Linked DNA regions of Homo sapiens: all the other regions are linked to region 4. Evidence: chromatin contacts called from ENCODE Hi-C or POLR2A ChIA-PET data. All regions are on one chromosome and are shown on one strand. The core of a region is the stretch at or near the end of the contact, and the rest is flanking DNA. Distances in the headings are between cores, read along the strand shown.

Region 1 (2,700 bases), core at 15-2,514, 270 kb before region 4:
ATATATAGCCAAGAAAAATAAATGGTTGAGTCTACCAAAAAGACATATGTAAAAGAATGTTTGTAACAGCATTATTCAGAATAACCAAAAGCTAGAAACAACCCAAATGCCTCCATTGTTATATGTTCATTTGATAGAATACTATACCACATACATAAAAAAACAAGTACTAAGTACTAACATGGATGAATTTTATAGCTATAATATTGAGTGAAAGAAGCCAGAACAAAAATAATGTACACCATGCAATTCCATTTAGAAAAATCTCAAAAACAGGTATAGTTAGTTGATGGTAATGGAGGTCAGAAATAATCGTTTCTATTGTGACAGGGGGTATGTCTGAAAGGCGGCCAAGAGAACCTTCTAGGGTCCTGGAAATAATCCGGATTTTGATCTGGTTGATGGTTATACAGGTATATACATGTATAAAACTTCAAGTTGGGTGTGGTGGTATGTGCCTATAGTCCCAGCTACTCAGGAGCCTGAGGAAAGAGGATTGCTTGACCCAAGGAGTTTGAGGCTGCAGTAAGCTATGATTGCACCTGTGAATAGCCACTATACTCCAGCCTGGGCAACATAGCAAGACCCTGTCACTAAAAACAAAAACAAAAACAAAATATTTTTAATTTAAAAAATCAGACAGTAGGCCGGGCATGGTGAGTCAGGCCTATAATCCCAGCACTTTAAGAGGCCAAGGCAAGCAGATCGCCTGAGGTCAGGAGTTTGAGATCAGCCTGGCCAACATGGTGAAAACCCTTCTCTACTAAAAATACAAAAAATAGCTGGGCTTGGTGGCAGGTGCCTGTAATCACAGCTACTTGGGAGGTTGAGGCAGGAGAATTGCTTGAACCTGGGAGGTGGAGGTTGCAGTGAGCTGAGATCACGCCATTGCACTCCAGCCTGGGCGACAAGAACGAGACTTCGTCTCAAAAAAAAAAAAAAAAAAAACAGAAAGTATTCATCTAGTTGCTCATTTAAGGTTTGTGCACATTACCGTATCTATTTTATACCTAAAGGTGGGGGTGAAGGAAAGTTTATCCCCTCTTCCCAAAGCCAAAATTAGTACTGATCCAGGGACTGTGGATGCTTTACAATTTGTGATATGATGTGACAGTTTCATGAGGCCCATCTTGATGAAGTTCCCCAGGACAAGAGCCTCTCTTTTGATTGTTTTCTCTACTGTTCCAAAGCATCTATACTGGGGCTCAGATCACAGCAGGCCCACAATGTCTGTGACTCAGTATCTGCTTGGAACAGCACACCCAGCCCTTCAGTGTTCAACTCGACACTCACTTCCTGAGTGTCTGCTCTATGCCAGGCCTTGTGCTGAGAGCTAGAGGTACAAACACAAGTAAGACAACCATCCCTACACTTGAAAAGTGGCCAAGCAAGAGGTGGGTACCCCAGGATGAAGGACAGGAACTTGCAGCAGCCAACCCATCCATCAACACATGTAAAATAATATTAGTAACAAATAACCACCATTTATGAACTGCCAGGTGCTTTATGGTGTAACAGATTTTTTTTTTCTTAATTGCTATTTTAAACCACAACTGCCTGCAGCTACTTTTGTCTATTAGGGGAGTGGCACAATTTTTCTCTGGGTAGAGGGTTCTTTGTTTGGGAAAATACTTCATAAGTTGCTTTGGCATGAAGAATGAAGCTCTCCAGAGCTAGGGCAAGACAAAGACAGCTGAACTGCTTTGCAAATTAGAGAAAAATGTGGCAGCAGAGGGAGCGGGGGGTCTAAACGCAGAAGGAAGGGAGACATTAGGAGATATAGTTAGAGAGATCTATGTTGCTTTTGTTTTCCCAGGCTCAGTGCTTTAGAGAACCATCCCTTTGCCTTACTAATCTTACTTATTCTTCAGGTTTTACCCTTCAAAAATCACTTCCTTATACCACACAGCCACCAAAAAGAATGAGGTGAAGCTCTCTGTACTAACATGGAAAAAATGCCCTGGGTATATTGTGAAGTGGAGGCAGGGGAAGTCACCAGCTGGATAGGAGCGTAGTAACAACCCCGTTTTTAAAGAGGACGGCCCTGTATATGTACTTACACTTGAATACATTTGGAAAGTCCCCCGGAAAAGTACATAACACTCTGTTAACAGCTGTTACCACCAGGGAAGATGGTGGGGAGTAATTTGGAGCTTCTGATTTCAATTTTTATCCTTTATTTTTAAATATTTTACCATGAGATTTTATCTCTATTTGTTTATTTTTTTATCTGTTTTTGAGACAGGATCTTGCTCTGTTACCCAGGCTGGAGTGCAGTGGCACCAACACAACTCACTGCAGCCTCAACCTCCTGGGCTGTAAGTGATCCTCCTGCCTCAGCCTCCCAAGTAGCTGGAAACACAGGTGTACCACACCAAGCCCAGCTCATTTTTTAAAAACTTTTTTTTGTAGAGACTAGCCACTACACTGCAAAGTGCTGGGATTACAGGCATGAGCCACCTTACCCAGCCCGAGACTCTTAAAAACGGGGTAGGCTTGGTGCAGTGGCTCACGCCTGAAATTCCAGCACTTTGGGAGGCAAGGCAGGAGGATTGCTTGAGGCCAAGACCAGCCTGGGCAACAGGGTGAGACCCCTGTCTCTCTGAAAAATTTAAAAATTAGCCAGGCATGGTGGAGCATGTCTGTAGTCCCAACTACTCTAGAGGATGAGGCAGGAGGATCACTTATAGCCCAGGAGGT
Region 2 (2,700 bases), core at 13-2,512, 380 kb after region 4:
TTCTCCTGCCTCAGCCTCCTGAGCAGCTAGGATTACAGGCGCGTGCCACCACGCCCAGCTAATTTTTGTATTTTTAGTAGAGGCTAGGTTTCACTATGTTGGCCAGGCTGGTCTCAAACTCCTGACCTAAAGCGATCTGCCTGCCTTGGCCTCCCAAAGTGCTGGGATTACAGGTCTGAGCCACCATGCCTGCCCTGATTTTTACATTTTTAAATGGTTGGGGAAAAAAATCAAAACAATGACATTTTGTTACATTTGAAAATGATAAGAAATTCAAATTTCAATGGGCATAAATAAGTTTTACTAGAATACAAGTGAACTCATTCATTTAAGTATTATCTATGGCTACTTTGGTGCTACAACAGAAGCACTGAGTAGCTGCTCTTCTGTCATTCTGGGCCCACAAATCTTAAAACATTTATTATCTGTCCATTTTACAGAAAAAAACTGCCAACTCCTGTTCCAATAGATTTTCCTACCATAGAGTGAGGCCATACAGGTCGGCAAATACAGAATCTAGAGACACACAGAAAGTAGAAGGCACAATAGAGAACATCTAGTCCAACATCTTTATTATAGGAGAAGAAATAAAGGTCAAAAAGGCAAAGAGAATTTCAAATTCCACAATAATCTGAACAAACTTGACCCTAGAACCCAATGCTGACGCCTCATCCACTAAATCAGGTGTGTATAATCACAGTATTTTAACAAAATATATCCAGACAGGTCAGAGAAGCTTGAGAAAAACTTATCACTTTACACCAGTTAGAACTAACTGAAGTTGATTGTCACATATATGAACTTTATGGTAAGGAAATTTTTCATGTTCTTAATGGCTGGATTTTAAAACATACCTGAGGGTGCTTGGACAATGAAAATTCTTCTCCCCACCTTGAGAATACAAATTAAAACATGATTAAGATTTGTTCTCTCTTTATATGTTTTAAAATAAGCCTTGTAAATGTGGTTAACATGCTAGAAAGCCAAAAGAGACAGGAGGGGGTCAGGGAGCTGTTAAGTTTCATTTTCATTTGTCAGAAGATACAGCTGTTGAGGGACGTGTGTGCAGTGTCATCATTTGCTCTCAAGGTTGATAGTTAAGGCCAGGTGCGGTGGCTCATACCTATAATCCTGGCACTTCCGGAGGCCAAAGGGAGGATCGCTTGAGCCCAGGAGTTTGAGAACAGCCTGAGCAACATAGGGAGACCTCATCTGTACACAAAATTAAAAAAATAAAAAAAGTTAGCTGGGTGTGGTGGCACATGCCTGTGGTCCCAGCCACTCACGAGGAGGAGGCAGGAAGATTGCTTGAGCCCAGAAGTCAAGGCTGCAGTGAGCTGTGATTGCACCACCGCACTCTAGCCTGGGTGTCAGGGCAAGACTGTGTTTCAAAAGAATTTTTAATTATAGGCCAGGCGCGGTGGCTCATGCCTGTAACCCCAGCACTTTGGGAGGCCGAAGCAGGTGGATCATCTGAGGTCGGCAGTTGAGGTCGGCAGTTTGAGACCAGCCTGACCAACATGGAAAAACCCTGTCTCTACTAAAAACACAAAATTAGCCGGGCGTGGTGGCGCATGTCTGTAATCCCAGCTACTTGGGAGGCAGAGGCAGGAGAATCGCTTGAACCCAGGAGGTGGAGGTTGCAGTGAGCCAAGATCGCGCCACTGCACTCCACCCTAGGCAACAGAGCGAAATGAAAAAGGTCAGGCGCGGTGGCTCATGCCTGTAATCCCAGCACTTTGGGAGGCCGAGGTAGGCGGATCACCTGAGGTCAGGAGTTCAAGACCAGCCTGGCCAACATGATGAAACTCTGTCTCTACTAAAAATACAAAAATTAGCCAGGCGTGGTGGTAGGCACCTGTAATCCGAACTACTCAGGAGGCTGAGGCAGGAGAATCGCTTGAGCCAGGAGGCGGAGATTGCAGTGAGCTGAGATCATGCCACTGCACTCCAGCCTGGGCAACAGAGCGAGACTCTGTCTCAAAAAAAAAAAAAAATTTAATTCTAGTGGCCAGGCACAGTGGCTCCCACCTGTAATCCCAGCACTTTGGGAGGCAGAGGTAGATGAATCCAGGAGTTCAAGACCAGCCTGGCCAACATGGTGAGAACTCGTCTCTACTAAAAATACAAAAATTAGGCAGGCATGGTTCCATGCGCCCGTGGTCCCACCTACTCGGGAGGCTGAGGCACAAGAATGGTTTGAATCTGGGAGGCGGACATTGCAGTGAACCAAGATCACATCATTGCACTCCCAGCCTGGGCAACAGAGTGAGACTGTCTAAAAAACAAACAAACAAAAAATTAATTTTAAAAACTTTAAAAAAAGGTTGATAGTTGATCTCAAAATAAATGTGCCCCAATATAGTGTACCTATGGTGGAATCTCAATAAACATTGTTTAGTAAATATTGTTTCAAAACAGAGTAGTAACATATTCAAAATTTTTACTATCCTCAGTTATGAAACTAGTTAAGTAGGCTGGGTGCGGTGGCTCACACCTGTAATCTCAGCACTTTGGGAGACTGAGGCAGGAAGATAGCTTGAGCTCAGGGGTTTGAGACCAGCCTGGGCAATGTAGCGAGACCCTGTCTCTACAAAAGATTAAAAAAAAAAATTAGCCAGGCATGGTGGCATATGTCTGTTGTCCTAGCTAGGTGGGAGGTTGAGGTAGGAGGATTGCTTGAGCCCAAAAGGTCATGGC
Region 3 (2,700 bases), core at 37-2,536, 440 kb before region 4:
GGTCTGGTGAGGATGTCAGGGGCCTTCCAGGGGGCTCCTCTTTGCTGAGTGTGGGGCTTCTTCTGTCACACCCTGGAGAACTCATTCCACCGTCTCTGGCCTCCCTGGGCCTGAGGCAGCTCACCTCCTCCACTCCTGCAAGCCTCTCCCTGCAGGCCAGAGCTCTCTCTGGGAGGCCAGCAGACCTGCTACAAAGTTTCCTGGGGCAACTGTCATCTAAGATGTCACACAGAGAAACCTGGAGCCTCTTGGAGGTCAGAGCTCTCCCCTGAGTAGGCACCGAGGGCAGCTGCATGTGGAGCCCAGGAGCCAGCATCGAGCCCCGGCTCTGTACCACAGCTAGCAGCTCCAAGACCCCTGGCCGGACCTCAGCAGCACCTGCAGCCCGGGAGCTGCCACCTCGAAGGGCCTCCTTCCTGGGGATCTTCCTTCTGCTGCCAGCCCTGACTCCGGGCCCAGAGCTTGCTCCCGGCCCATCTGGTGACAGGCCTGGCATGGAGCTGGCTCCTTCCATGTTCTGTAAAAGCTCACAGTTGTGTTGGGGACTGAGCACAGGGTCTCCTGTGCTGGGGCCTTCTACGTCCCCCGCCTGGGACATGTCTGTCCACCTACCTGGGCCAAAAGCACAACACGGGCCCTGTGTGGAGACAGAAAGAGGAGACTTTGTCTTGGAGAGTCCGACCTGTCAGCCCGTTCAGTGGGAACTGGGAGGAGCCCCTCTTCCAGCCAGCTCTCCCAGACCCTTCCACTCCTGAGGCCTAGGGGTGAGCACTCCAGGGAGGGGAGCACCCAGCAGGAGCTGGTGTCCTGGGTGAGGGTGGAGAGGCCTGCCTCCAAACAGGGCCGAGCTACAGTGGCCTCCAGGGTCTTCTTGTCTCTGAGAGTTCACACATTCGCTTAAATGGGACCTAATAAGATACCATTTATTTATGACTTATGTGCTTATTTCATTTCATACTGGCAGCCACAGGTGAGGACACTGAGATTCTGAGATGTTAAGACACTCACCCAAGGAAGCACAGGAAGTGGAAGGGCCAGGAGTCTCTCTCCCAGTTCTCACACTGCGCAAGGAGCAGATACTGAACGGGGTTCGTGCCCATAACCCTTCTCGTCTCTCTCCCATCGGTCCCGTTCTGAAAGGCGCCCCACCCAGGTTCCCAAGCCTTACTGGGACAGTCCCCCAGCATCCAAGAAATCCGGGCCCCATCGGTCGCGTCGCTCTCACCTGGGCTTCCCTGAGTTTTCCCTCCTGGGGTTCCACCCACTAGCTGAAAAGGAGCTGAGATCACGTGATGCGGGGGAGGGAGGCCCTTGCTGAGGGATAGGGGCGGAGTCCCTGATGATGAGCAAAAGGCTGCTCCCCAGGCGTGCTGGCGTTCCTGCCCCGGCAGAGGGCGCCCTCTTCCTCCTGAGGGCTTCCTGGAGGAGGTGCCAATCCTGGCTCCCAAGCAGAGGTAGGTGGGTGCATGGGGCAGCGAGGGGCCTTGGCTGCCTGCCTGAGAGTTTAACTTGATCCTACCGCAATAGTCCCTGAGCCAGTAGGACAATGTCAGAATTACCTAGATTTTTTGCCTAATTTTATTTTATTTTATTTTTAAACTTTTATTTTAGGGTCAGAGGTCCATATGCAGGTTTTTAATATAGGTAAACTTGTGTCACGGGGGTTGTTGTACAGATTATTTCGTCACCCAGTTATCAAGCCTAGTACCCAATATTTATTTTTTCTTATCTTCTACTGCCTCCTACCCTCCACCCTCAAGCAGGCCCCAGTGTCTGTTGTTAACCTCTTTCTGTCCATGTGTTCTCACCATTTAGCTCCCACTTATAAGTGAGAACATGCAATATTTGGTTTTTCCGTTCCTGCATTAGTTTGCTAAGGATAATGGCCTCCAGCTCCATCCACGTTCCTGCAAAGGACGTGATCTCATTCTTTTTTATGGCTGCATAGTATTCCATTGTGTATATGTACCACATTTTCTTTAGCCAATCTGCCATTGATGGGCATTTAGGTTGATTCCATGTCTTTGCTATTGTGAATAGTGCTTGCCTAATTTAAAAAGAAAATCTCAAATATAATTAATGTAGATGGAAATGCAGAATCAATTCCAATAGAAGGTTAGAAATAAAAAGTTTAAAGCTATCTCTCATTTCCCAATACCCCAACTCCTGGAAACAACTGTGTTTTGTTTTTTGTTTTTTACCATGTTTGTCATCATGTTAATTTTTTAAATTTCATAACTGTAAATAATATACTCATGCCTCTATTACTTGATTTATTAATTTTAACTGTGTCTGTTGTATCTGTTGACTTCCTGCTGTGGTGATTTTATTAACCACCCTTTCCCCCTTTCTCTTCCGCTTTTCATATATATATATATATATATATTTTTTTTTTTTTTTTGAAACAGCGTCTCGCTCTGTCGCCCACGCTGGAGTGCAGTGGCACAGTCTCAGCTCACTACAACCTCTGCCTCCCAGGGTCAAGTGATTCTCCTACCTCACCCTCCCGAGTAGCTGGGACTACAGGCACGTGCCACCATGCCCTGCTAATTTTTGTATTTTTCGTGGAGACAGGGTTTCACCATGCTGGCCAAGCTGGTCTCAAACTCCTGACCTCGTGTTCCACCCACCTCAGCCTCCCAAATTGCTGGGATTACAGGCGTTAGCCACCGTGCCTGGCCCTCTTTTTTATATTTATAT
Region 4 (2,700 bases), core at 92-2,591:
CGTGAAGTGTTCAGGCTTACATTGCAAGGGAGTCTGGGCCCTGCACCAGGCTTGGAGCTCCAACTCTAGGCTCTGTGTCACTGTGAAGGTTTTTCACTTTGTCTCTCTCAGCCTTTGTTTCTGTGTTACCCTCTTTGTCTGACTTTCCAACTCAGGCTTCCTCTTCCCCCCACCTATTTCCTGCCCCCACTTCTCTCTGCAGCTGAGGTGCACACAGCATCGCTTCCACCTCACAAGCCCCAACAATGCTCTGTGGGTTCCCCTCCCCCTACCAGCTCACTCAGGCAGTGACGCATGTGCACTTTCCTCCTGGTGGGGTCAAGGCCGAGTTCTTGGACCTGATGAGGCCACCTGGAGTTCCTCATATCACTGGTGACCTGGCCCTCAGCTAATGATGGGTGCCCCCTCAGCCTGGCCCCAGGGGAAATGGAAATTCTTTGCCTGCCTGCTGCTCGTGACAATCTTCTTGCCTCCTGCTTATAACAGAAAGTCCTGACAGTCTGTGGCCTGCACCTGGGGGCCTGAGCGGCCCTGTTTGCTCTGTCTTCCACCTGTTGCAGGAGATAGTGCCAAGCCCTCCACCTCTGCCAGGGGCTGTGGCCTTGCCTCTACCTGAATTCGAACTGTTGCCCTACTCTCCAACCATGATTAATGGGTGTTGTCCTGGCCTCTGACTACAGCAGGGGCCGTTACTATGCCCTCTTGAAGACATGAGGTTGTCCTGTCTGCCTCCTGAAACAGGCTGTTTTCCAGCATTCTGTCTGTAAGAGGGATGGTAGCCTGCCATTCACCTACCCTTGACTATAATAAAGCTACTGTTCCATGCCCTGAGATGACATGGGAATTGTTCTCTCGGCCTGACCTGACTGTAACATGCATGGTCTGCTCACCAGCTATTTAACAGGGATATTGTCCTCTCCTCTGACTCTGAACGATGCTACCTTTGCTGCCAGACAGAAACAAAAGGGTCTCTCAGCTGCAACGGTGGTGCTGAGGTGCTGTTTGCCTCTCACCATAAGCTGAGTGTGTGTCCGCTTGCCCCCTGCTCACTGGGCCCAAAGGCTGCCCTTGAATCTCTTGCCCAGATGCACCCTGGAGGGCAGAAGGGAGGGTCTATCAGACATCCTCCCCTCAACTTTAAACCTCCCAGTGTCACCCTGGGACAGTAGGGGAAGATGGACCTGGTCTGGAGATGTAGGGGACCCCCAGGGGCTGAGAGGCAGGGGTCTATGGTGGCAGGAAGCTTGGCGTGCTAGAGGGTTGTGGTTGGGCTGCTGGGGCCCGGTTGGCTGCGGAGCCCTCCGGAGGAGGCAGGAAGTCAGGGTGGGACGTGGGCGCGGGGAGACAGGTGGTGGCTACGACGGCGAAGGGAGCTGAGACTGTCCAGGCAGCCAGGTTAGGCCAGGAGGACCATGTGAATGGGGCCAGAGGGCTCCCGGGCTGGGCAGGTAAGGAGCGCTGGTATTGGGGGCGCAGGCGCCGGGGTGAGAGGCCTGATAGCAGACGGCTGCAGCTGTGCGGGCCCAGGCTCCCTAGGGATGCAGCAGCCCTTTGTGGCTGGGGAGAGAAGATCCTCGCTCAAGGTCAGGTGGGAGGCAGGCAGTGTAGCTGGGTCGCCTCTTTCCTGCGAAGCTGGTGTCGCTTGCCTCTGTCGTGCTGTCCACCAGTGGCCCCACCTGACTGGGAGCGTGTTTCCTGGACACCAGGCACATGGACAGTCAGGTGTTAAAAAGGCTTCCAGAAACCACCAAGCCCAGTCCCTCAGGCCATGAGGATGAGGCTCCTGAGGCCCAGAGAGAACAAGGCACTCACTGCCCACGGTTTCTCAGCAAGGCAGTGGCAGGGCTGAGAGTGATGGCTGAGGCTGTGGCCACCCCGCCTGGAGCAGGGTGATGGACAGGCTGGACTCAGAGGACCCAGGAATCCTTCTGGTTTCTGGGGCAGACCCCAGTGACAAGAATCTCCTGAGAAAGAGAGAGAGAGAGAGAGAGAGAGAGAGAGAGAGAGAGAGAGACAGAGATCACCCAAGGCATCCAGATGGACATGCGAGGAGTGATTTTAGCCTCAGCGATCGAGGGAAGAATCTCCTGATGGGCGTGAACTGATATGTGTGGGGGTGTCCATCATCTGGGATGGAGCTCCAGGGTGGATGGACATATCTGATCTGAGTATGGGAAGTTGGAAGTGAAAGAGAATGATGGGAGAAAGGAAGAGGAAGTACTATTTTTATCCCAGACAGGGGTGCAGTTGGTCCTGGGTGAGGAAGCGCTGAACTTCCATCTGGAAAGTCACCATTCCTGCCCCTGCCAAGCGTCACAGCAGGATGTCCTCCCCTCGCCCCTGGCTCCCTCCCGCTTCAGCCCTGCCTGTGTAGGGCCAGTTGGTTTTGCTGATTCCTGCTTCAAACCCCAGGGAGGTGGAGAGAGACTGGGGAGGCATAGTTGCTACCTGCTCACCTCCTCACTTTTTAACTCTGAGCCTTAATTTTTTTGGGAAGTCCTCACTCAGCCAGATTTCCAGGTTTCCCCTGCTTCGTTGGAGTTTTTCTTGACACACACTTTCCGCCTAGTCAGCTGGTCCCAGCCTTTCTCCTGTCTACAGCTCCAAGTCCTGTAGCCTCTTGTGGGGGCTAGGGAACATGGTGGCTCTCCTCGCACTTCAGGGAGGGTCATTCACCCTGGACAGGCATGAGCAGTTCCT
Region 5 (2,700 bases), core at 191-2,690, 300 kb before region 4:
CCCTCAGCCAAATGAAGCGGAGAGGGCTTGGGCCTGACCCAGTGGCCTGCCCACGTGGCTCCCCTGGAGACCGAGGTAGGGGAAAAGGCAGAGAGTGCGTCAGTCCTGATGCAATCACAGGCTTAGTGCTTGGCTCACTTCCTCCTCTTTGGGTGTTTACGGGAGCCTGGATTCCACAGGAACCCTTGGAAGTGTGCACTGACAACAGAGTAGGGGGCAGACAGCATACAAAATTATCCCTGCTTCAGGGACAGTTCAGGAAGAAAGTGATACTGTGCCTGCCTGGGCCTCACATGCCCTGAGCTCAGGGACACGGGAAAGAGATACCAGGTGTCAAATCAGAGGCAGGGGAGGCAGGCAGGGAGGAAGGAGCCAGGACAGGGGACAAACCACTAGCTGCTGCCAGGGCCAGCTTCCAGACACAGCTCAGGGAGGCTGTGAATAGGCCCTTTATCTAAGCTGAAGTGGGGGAAAGGAATCACAGAAGGGGGTCTCAGGTGATAAGGAGCCTCAGAACAAGCTCAGGGGATCTTGTCCCTTCCTTCTCAGCAGAAATCCTAGCAGGGGAGAAGCTTCTTTTTAAGGATTTTGTTTTCCAGCCATTTGCCCAGGATCTTCATTTGGGAGGCCCCTCCTCAATCCCACAGGCCTTACTGGGTCACCTAGAGAGGTCCTAAGAGGTGCGGTGTTGCACAGTGGTTAAGGACATGGGCTTTTGGCAGTCAAGTCTTAGCTCTTCCAGTGACTGGCTGGATACCCCAGGCAAGTCATTTCACCTAACTCTCAACTCCCTACGTCAAACAAGGATAATAACAAGTAGTCAACCCCAGAGATAAAGCCGGGAGGCCCATAGAACATTGCCTGGCAATGGTAAAAGCACTCAATAACTGTTAGATATTGTTATTTTTATTAAGAATAAAGGAGCCGGGCATGGTGGCTCATGCCTGTAATCCCAGCACTTTGGGAGGCCGAGGTGGGCAGATCGCCTGAGGTCAAGAGTTCGAGACCAGCCTGACCAACATGGAGAAACCCTGTCTCTACTAAAAATACAAAATTAGCCAGGTATGGTGGCACATGCCTGTAATCCCAGCTATTTAGGAGGCTGAGGCAGGAGAATCGCTTGAACCCAGGAGGCAGCGATTGCCGTGAGCCGAGATTGCGCCATTGTACTCCAGCCTGGGCAACAAGAGCGAAACTCCATCTCATAAATAAATAAATAAATAAATAAATAAATAAAGGCTTGGAGAGCCATTTTTTTCTCTCTCTCTCTGAAGCTGGGGCCCAATTGTCCTTCTTCCTTCAATATCTAATGACTGTTTCCCAGCTATCAGAAAGGAATCCAACTTCCCCTCCCCCAGAGCTGTGAAACTGAGTAGCAAAGCTTGCTCAAGCTCCTGAGTCATTCAGCAAAACCAGCCCAAGATAATCAGTGGATCAAGGAAACTAGATGCAGAGTGGGGAAAACCCAGCCGCAAAGCTGGGGCCTTCTCGCAGGGCAGTTCCCTCTGCTGGCCCCTCTGGTGAGCTTTCACTTCAGGTTCACAAACAAGACAGCATCTTCCCAGGCCCTCCTGAACCCAGAATAAGGCCTTAGCTACTCCTGGGTCTCTCAACAGCAGCCAGGCCTTTCTCTGGAATCTTGTTTGACACAAACTTTTTGCCTTTGGACAAACTCTCTCCTTCCCTCCGTATCCCAGGCCTCAGGAGAGTCGAAACCCTGACTCCCATTCTCACTGTCCACTCATTTCTCAGTCCCTGTCATTTGACTTCTGCCCAGCCACTGAACTGTCTGTCATCACACTCAGTGATGATCTTTTCATCACCAAATCCAAAGACTTTTTCCAGGCCTTTCCTACTTGCCTCTTCTAAACAGTCAGCGCTGTCGACCACTTTCTTTCTTTCTTTTTTTTTTTTTCTGAGACGGAGTTTCACTCTTGTTGTCCAGGCTGGAGTGTACTGGCGTGATCTCGGCTCACTGCAACATCCGCCTCCCAGGTTCAAGTGATTCTCCTGCCTCAGCCTCCTGAGTAGCTGGGATTACAGGCGCATGTGCCACCACACCCGGCTAATTTTTGTATTTTTAGTAGAGACAGGGTTTCACCATGCTGGACAGGCTGGTCTCGAACTCCTGACCTCAGGTGATCCACCCACCTCAGCCTCCCAAAGTGCTGGGATTATAGGCGTGAGCCACCGTGCCCAGCCTGTTTTGTTTTTTTGAGAGGGAGTCTCACTCTGTCGCCCAGGCTGGAGTACAGTGGCGAGATCACAGCTTGCGGCAACCTCCACCTCCCGGGTTCAAGCAATTCTCCTGTCTCAGCCTCCTGGGTAGCTAAAATTACAGGCGCCCACCACCACGCCGGCTAATTTTTGTACTTTTAGTAGAGACGATGTTGCACCATGTTGACCAGGCTGGTCTCAAACTCCTGACCTCAAGTGATCCACCCACCTCGGCCTCCCAAAGTGTTGGGATTACAGGTGTGAGCCACCGTGCCTGGCTTCTTTTCTTTCATACTTATTTGTTTATTTTTTTTTTTTTGAGATGTTGTTTCATTCTTGTTGCCCAGGCTGGAGTGCAATGGCGCGATCTCTGCTCACTGCAACCTCCACCTCCCGGGTTCAAGTGATTCTCCTGCCTCAGCCTCCCAAGTAGCTGGGACTACAGGCATGTGCCGCCACACCCAGCTAAGTTTGTATTTTTAG

The links. Hi-C counts contacts between places; a loop is a spot of excess contacts on that map. ChIA-PET counts read pairs that join two places held with the same protein, here RNA polymerase II (POLR2A). Pooled maps may share reads with other maps.
Region 1: a loop to region 4 is called in a pooled map, with 2.9 times the contacts of the local background. The contact joins the enhancer-like site here to the promoter of LCK in region 4. A Hi-C loop is called at or near these places in 2 of 50 pooled maps. POLR2A ChIA-PET finds 5 or more read pairs at or near these places in 6 of 52 experiments (AG04450, GM12878, activated T-cell and 3 more).
Region 2: a loop to region 4 is called in a pooled map, with 5 times the contacts of the local background. The contact joins the enhancer-like site here to the promoter of LCK in region 4. A Hi-C loop is called at or near these places in 1 of 168 maps with a recorded cell type or tissue (posterior vena cava), 1 of 37 single-sample maps with no recorded cell type and 4 of 50 pooled maps. POLR2A ChIA-PET finds 5 or more read pairs at or near these places in 3 of 52 experiments (HepG2, OCI-LY7 and activated naive CD4-positive, alpha-beta T cell).
Region 3: a pooled map shows a loop between it and region 4 (2.5-fold over the local background). The contact joins the promoter of SPOCD1 here to the promoter of LCK in region 4. A Hi-C loop is called at or near these places in 1 of 50 pooled maps. POLR2A ChIA-PET finds 5 or more read pairs at or near these places in 3 of 52 experiments (Caco-2, OCI-LY7 and naive thymus-derived CD8-positive, alpha-beta T cell).
Region 5: a loop to region 4 is called in a pooled map, with 4 times the contacts of the local background. The contact joins the enhancer-like site here to the promoter of LCK in region 4. A Hi-C loop is called at or near these places in 2 of 168 maps with a recorded cell type or tissue (CD8-positive, alpha-beta T cell and naive thymus-derived CD4-positive, alpha-beta T cell), 4 of 37 single-sample maps with no recorded cell type and 8 of 50 pooled maps. POLR2A ChIA-PET finds 5 or more read pairs at or near these places in 5 of 52 experiments (CD4-positive, alpha-beta memory T cell, activated CD4-positive, alpha-beta T cell, activated T-cell and 1 more).

The regions. Positions count from the first base shown.
Region 1 is chr1:31,983,612-31,986,311 of GRCh38, forward strand. No RefSeq gene overlaps it. Among named protein-coding and RNA genes, the nearest start is that of KHDRBS1, 29 kb to the right of the region's middle. RefSeq lists an enhancer at 1,742-1,811. Within about 2 kb of position 1,265, at least 9 of the 41 ENCODE cell types and tissues checked have a DNase peak (open chromatin) inside an H3K27ac peak, as active enhancers do; they include GM12878, where a contact is called at or near this core.
Region 2 is chr1:32,626,654-32,629,353 of GRCh38, forward strand. ZBTB8OS (zinc finger and BTB domain containing 8 opposite strand) reads right to left here. Exons shown (of 7, transcript NM_178547.5): 6 at 855-891. Among named protein-coding and RNA genes, the nearest start is that of ZBTB8OS, 23 kb to the right of the region's middle. Within about 2 kb of position 1,263, at least 4 of the 41 ENCODE cell types and tissues checked have a DNase peak (open chromatin) inside an H3K27ac peak, as active enhancers do; they include OCI-LY7, where a contact is called at or near this core.
Region 3 is chr1:31,814,736-31,817,435 of GRCh38, forward strand. SPOCD1 (SPOC domain containing 1) reads right to left here and starts at 1,287. Exons shown (of 16, transcript NM_144569.7): 1 at 1,226-1,287; 2 at 1-637. The coding sequence starts at 598.
Region 4 is chr1:32,249,924-32,252,623 of GRCh38, forward strand. LCK (LCK proto-oncogene, Src family tyrosine kinase) reads left to right here and starts at 1,342. Exons shown (of 13, transcript NM_005356.5): 1 at 1,342-1,448. RefSeq lists enhancers at 1-154, 345-554, 605-694.
Region 5 is chr1:31,954,736-31,957,435 of GRCh38, forward strand. No RefSeq gene overlaps it. Among named protein-coding and RNA genes, the nearest start is that of PTP4A2, 18 kb to the left of the region's middle. RefSeq lists enhancers at 1-306, 307-1,083, 1,084-1,861, 1,091-1,698, 1,286-1,845 and 1 more. Within about 2 kb of position 1,441, at least 37 of the 41 ENCODE cell types and tissues checked have a DNase peak (open chromatin) inside an H3K27ac peak, as active enhancers do; they include CD8-positive, alpha-beta T cell, where a contact is called at or near this core.